Linked DNA regions of Homo sapiens: region 1 is linked to region 2. A link is an interaction called in ENCODE POLR2A ChIA-PET data of the cell type or tissue named here. Cell type or tissue: PC-9. All regions are shown on one strand. Each heading gives the region's core, and the rest is flanking DNA. Links, peaks and the distances in the headings are about the cores only.

Region 1 (2,912 bases), core at 226-2,725, 130 kb before region 2:
AGGCTCAGTGCTCAGCTTCAAGGGCATAAAAAGGAACCTAATCGCATCCCTGCCCACAGTAGGATAGACAGTTAAACATGTAAGTACAGTTCAGCATGACCAGGTCTAAGCACATGTGCTCATTTGTAAGCTGAGGCAGAGTGGATTTGGAGCTAAGACATCTGGGGTTAAGTCCGGGGTCCTCTCCTTCCCAGCTGAGTAACATCCATTTCTGTGTCTGCAAAATAGGGACAGTATCCCCAGGGTCAAGGCTCTGGTGAGGCAGAAGTGAGATGCTGGTGGAGAGCACATGGTGGGCTGCTGTGTTTGTCCAGATGTGCTGCATTGGTGGGTCTGTTGCAAGAGCTGGCCCTCAGGGCTCCGGGAGTCTGGCCTTGAAATTCTTTCTGCCTTGCGTTTCCAGAGCTGACAAAGTGGTTGGAGGGCAGGACGTTTCTGAACCATCCACCTGGGGATTTCCTCGGCATCAGCTTGAGTGAACTCATGACTGAGGGGAGCAGGGTGGGAGGCAGCTCTGTGTTGAGGAACAGCTGATCGAGACAAAGGCCGGTCTCGGGGGTGCTGGGGCCCTGTACCAGTGGGGCCCTGTGCCAACAGTGCCCTGTGGAAGTTGTCGAGGGCGGTGGGGGGAGCTGGAAAACTTTACAGACCAGAGATGCTGTAGTGCAGCACCAGGGTCAGGCAGCTGGGGCCAGGTAGGTTCAAGCTGGAACCCAACACCCAGAGAGCTGTCCTTATCAGCAGACACCAGGGAAGTGACTGAAGAATGTCATCACAGCCAGTCTCGGACCTGCTGTGCTCCTGGCGCCACACTGGGAACTTGGGTGGGGAGGAACATGAAGGATCACATGGTGACTGCCTTCAGAAGGCTTAGCAAATCACCGTCATTGTCTACCACACATTGAGTATTTGTGTAGCAGATAGTGAGTGGAATGCCTGCCATTCTGTCATTTAATCCTTTCAACAAACCTGTGTTCTTAGCCCTGTTGAGGACCCTCGGAGCGGGTCCCAAGACTTACCCAAGGCTGGTAGGTACAGAGCTAGGTTCACACCTGGTCTGGGTCTTGCGGTTGACCCGTTCATCCTGCTCTTCCTCCACACACCCTCTAGGCCTGGCTCTGATCCCAGGTGGGGGAAAGAACACACAGGTAAAGTAGGCAGGGCACCGCCCCAAGCTGCTTACACATCAAGTAGGAAAACAGCAGGTAACTCACGGCAGAGAATTTACTGAAGGAGGCCTGTGGGTAGCCTGTGGGGTGAGAGGCCAGGAGGGAGGGGTGGCCCGAGGGCCTGAGTGGACAGAACAGGCTTTGTTTTGCTGGGAGCAGGCCAGGGGCAGGCGGGATGGATGCATGCAGTTCTGGCAGTCACATGAGGCATCAGGTCCCAGGTCCTGGGCCCTGCTCTGCCATTCCTTGCTGTCACTGCCCCTCTCTGGGCCCCAGTTGCCCATGATCCCCAAGGGGCCTTCCAGCTCCCAAGCCCTGGAATTCTCCAAGTTTGGAGATGTATTAGCAGAGGCTGAGAGTTGTTCAAAGTCCATCAAGGGAAGGCTGTTCCCACTTTGGCTGTCAAGGAGGGTTCAAATCCAGATGAGGGGCTGGGGACAGGTGGGAGGGGAGAAGAAGGTGGTGACAACTTACAGGTGCCTCGTGCATGGGAGAACTTGATTTCTGTAGGTAAAAAGCAGAACCCAAGAGGTTTCTGATAAGGAGAGTGATGTGGCCAAAGCTGTTTTAGAGGTGTCTCATAGCAGTGTGTGCGGTGTCACCTGGGGAGACCTGCCTGGAGCCTGTTGGGGCCGTACCATTTACTCTTTGTCCTTGCAGGCCATCAGCAAACTTAGAGTCACTGTGGACCTGGCCCTGTGGGCCCAACAATGCATGATTCATGGCCCCTGCACTGGAAGGCCTTACGGTATATCCCCCAAATCACAGATGGATGTGGTTTCTAAGCCCTTGTCCTCCTGTTCTTGTGTTTTATAATCTGGTCAATCAGTGGATATCTTGTATCTGCAGGTCAAGATTTGGAAAAAAATGTTGAATCTTGACTGAAAGATCCCTTTCTCCCTCAGCCTTCTTTGGTGGCTACCAGTCTTCATTTCTCTTTTTCCTGGGGGTAGAGTACGGGTCCCAGAGGGAGGCAGTGTGAATACTGTTACACAGATAAGAAAACCAAGGCCCAAAGAAAACAGGGAAGGTCACACAGATAGTGGCACACCTGGGACTAGAGCCCCAGTCTCCTGGGTCCAAAGCTGGTGTTAGTGATCTTGTTATAAGTTGGTCTTCTGTTCTCATTGCTGGTCTGTAAGCCCCATGAGGACAGGGACCCTAGTATCTATCCCATCACCACCCACCCCCCGCCCCCCACTCCCTCCTGGCCTAGCCCAGTGCTTTGTATATACTTAGTAGAAATTTAGGATATGCTTTTGTTAAACTTTAAAATCCTGAAACTCTGGAGTTGGATTATCTAAACTGAACCTCTTACTGTGAAGCTGGAGAAACTGAGGCACAGAAGGGGGAAGAGACTTGTTCAGAGATGAGATGAGGACAGTCCATGGCAGAGCAGGCACTGAGACCTAGGGCTCCTGACCATCCTGCAGGACTTCTCTTGTCACCAGGCACAGTTGCCCTGTCACCTCCCTGTCAGTGCCCCAGAGTGTGGGGAGGGAAGTAGTCGGTGACTGTGTCTCAGGGGGCTTCATCTACCATTGGCTGCACATTTGTCAGCGTCCTGGTGCTGTGCTGGGTGTTTCACACGAACGATCTCTAGCCCTTGCGGCAACTCCTTGAGGAAGGGAGTGTTAACTCCATTTTAACTCCCCATGACTTCTGATATGGTTTGGCTGTGCCCCACCCAAATCTGAACTTGAATTGTATCTCCCAGAATTCCCATGTGTTGTGGGAGGGACC
Region 2 (2,912 bases), core at 306-2,805:
CCGGCCTCACTCATGCCTAACTACCTGTAACAGTATTAGTCCATTTTCACACTTCTATAAAGAAATACCTGAGACTGGGTAATTTATGAAGAAAAGAGGTTTCATTGACTCACAGTTCCACATGGCTGGGGAGACCTCAGGAACCTTACAGTCATGGAAGAAGGCGAAGGGGAAGCAAACTTGGACCTTTTCACATGGCAGCAGGAGAGTGTGTGCAAGCACAGGGAAAACTACCATTTGTAAAACCATCAGATCTTGTAAGAATTCACTCAGTCTCAAGAACAGCATGGGGGAACCACCCACATAATCCAATCACCTCCCACCAGATCCCTCAACACCTGGGGATTACAATTCAAGATGAGATTTGGGTGGGGACCCAAAACCTAACCATATCAAATATAGAAGGTATCTTTTGTGAGATTTTAACAGTAATAAATCATCTGCATTTTTAATAATTAAGGTTAATTTAGTCTAAATTTAAAATGCATTTTAAAGGTCTTATGCATTCATGATTTTTGACTGATGCATTTTAATTCTAAGTAAATGAAGAGTGAATGAAAAATTATACTGAAATTAGTTTGGGGTGAAGGATGAATCTGTTAAATTAATTTTGGGGAAAAGAATAACTTTATTACATCATAACTGAACCACATCTGAAATAATATCTATTAGGTTTTAAATACCTGTACTCTTGAAAATTTGGAACTAGTTTAATTTGCATGAGGGCAGTCTGTCTGGTTTTCTTTTGTATTCCTTTATAGAGCCTTTTGTAGTAGATGATCAGTGGGTATTTGCTATTGAATGAATATAAGGCCACTGCCCTCAAGAAATGTAACTGAGGAGATAAGTCATAAATATCAGTTGATCAGATTTAGTGAAAAGAGATCTGTCTATGCAAGGCAATCTATGCTAAGTGCCAGGTGAGAGGTTAAAACGGTTAAGTGCTGTAACAAGAGTGGTCATTTTGAGTAGGATGATTAACAAAAATTCACCAAATGTAGGTAGGATTTGATTTGGGCCCTTAAAGAAGTTTCGGTAAAAGTGGAGAGGAAGAAGGGATTATCAAAATAACCATTTTCAGATTATGTCATTTCAATAATGCCTCTTCATTACTGAACATAGTTTGGAAACTTTCCCTTTTTGACCTTTGAATAAATCAAAAATGTTCATTTCACCAACTATTTCTCTAGGGATTTCAAGACCCTGTTACTTACCTTGTTCTTCTCTGGCTCATGACTTCATCATGGTTATCTGTTTTAAATCTTTCTCAGTGTGCTCATCTTTGATCCTTCTCTAAAGCAGCATTTTAGACCTGTAAATGCTGTTTGTACAGAGTCATTCCCCTCCCCTGTAACCTCCCTCTTGTGAGGCCAGAGTTTACCTAAGCCGTATCTGATATGGAGCTCCCAAGTTCTTCTCTTAGCTCTTTACCACTGTGTACTTGGCCTTTCTTCCCAAACCTACAATGTACTTCCTCTTGAATTTAACATGAACATTTCCATTTTTACTGGGTCCCAATGATCATTACAAGCTCTGCTTAGTGAATGTGGGTTCCAGCAAACTGAAGACAAAAGGCCCCGACTTCTGGATGAAATGTTTCACCATAAACCTACCTAGACTGGAGGTCTTCCAGAAGCCATCTGCACAATTTCCCCCTTACCCAGGAAATGTTTCTGGGCAATATTGGTGGTTTAAAAATATTTTTAGTAATACTTACATGCAATAAAGTGAATGTGTAATGTATATTTTTAAAAATAATGTGAAAAAACTAATTTTCATAAATTAAATATTTTTCTAAACTATTATATATATCCCAAAGAAAATAGAATGACTTAGGGCAGCCACGGTGGCTCATGCCTGTAATCCCAGCACTTTGGGGGGCTGAGGTGGGAGGATCATTTCAGCTTAGGGGTTCGAGACCAGCCTGAGCAACATAAGAAGACCTCGTCAGTACAAAAAAACCAAAATATATATAATTGGCCAGGCGCAGTGGCTCATGCCTGTAATCTAAGCACTTTGGGAGGCCAAGGTGGGAGGATTGCTTGAGTCAAGTAGTTCAAGACCAGCATGAACAACATAGGGATACCTTGTCTCTACAGAAAAATTTTTTTTTAATTAGCCAGGAGTGGTGGCATATGCCTTTAGTCCCAGCTACACAGGAGGCTGAGGTGGGAGGATCACTTGAGCCCAAAAGGTCGAGGCTGCAGTAAGCCATGATTGTGCCACTGAACTCACTCTGTGCAACAGAGAGAGACCCTGTCTCAAAAAAAAAAAAAAAAGAAAGAAAAGAAAAGAAAATAGAATGACTCTTGTAGTAATAAAAATCCCACATTCCTGCATATCTTTTTATCTGTCAGAAGCATAGCTTAAGTGTTATCTTCTTACTGAAACCCATCTTGGATTCTCTCCCTCCCGCTAAGTGTATTGGTTTTTTTGCCTTCTTTGTTCCTATCACTCTCTTTTGCTAGTTGTTTACCTGTCTGTCTTTCCTGCTACACTTATATATACTTTTTCAGGATAGGTACCAAAGTTATTCACTTGTTAATTTTTCTTCTAGCTCCCAACTTAGTGCCTTGCATGTAGAAAATACTTGATAAATGTTTGTCAAATTGAATTACATTTGTGTTTATCATTTTTTAAAGTAAGACACACTTGGTTTCCTGTTTTTTTTTTCTTCTGATATCTATCTTAATTTAAAGCTACTGGAAGGAGTCCCTTGTACTGTAATATGCATTTATATGATGGTTATTATTATTATTTTTTTCTTTAAGCTTAGCGTGAACCAGTGTACCCTATAACTTTCTTTGTTACTGGCCTGGATTAGAAGACAAACCTTCTCCCTTGTGATAACTGTTCTTGAGCTGGTGCAAGTACCAACACAATTCCCAGGTTGCACCTATTTTTGTTCGTTT

Evidence for each region. ChIA-PET counts read pairs that join two places held together with the same protein. Peaks named below come from ENCODE experiments on the same cell type or tissue, not always from the same donor. Only the 100,000 strongest peaks of a DNase experiment are listed, where the experiment ranks them.
Region 1: POLR2A ChIA-PET joins it to region 2 with 6 read pairs; 5 of 35 experiments call an interaction of 5 or more read pairs at or near these places.

What each region holds. Positions count from the first base shown.
Region 1 is chr11:76,787,677-76,790,588 of GRCh38, forward strand. All of the region lies in intron 1 of TSKU (tsukushi, small leucine rich proteoglycan), which reads left to right. Among named protein-coding and RNA genes, the nearest start is that of TSKU, 5.8 kb to the left of the region's middle. RefSeq lists a silencer at 1,129-1,423. In PC-9, for the core only: no CTCF peak of the experiment used is centred there; DNase peaks (open chromatin) are centred at 385, 825 and 1,185; H3K4me3 peaks cover 1,797 bases; H3K27ac peaks cover 2,500 bases.
Region 2 is chr11:76,915,597-76,918,508 of GRCh38, forward strand. The region is part of intron 1 of ACER3 (alkaline ceramidase 3); the gene reads left to right. Among named protein-coding and RNA genes, the nearest start is that of ACER3, 56 kb to the left of the region's middle. In PC-9, for the core only: no CTCF peak of the experiment used is centred there; no DNase peak of the experiment used is centred there.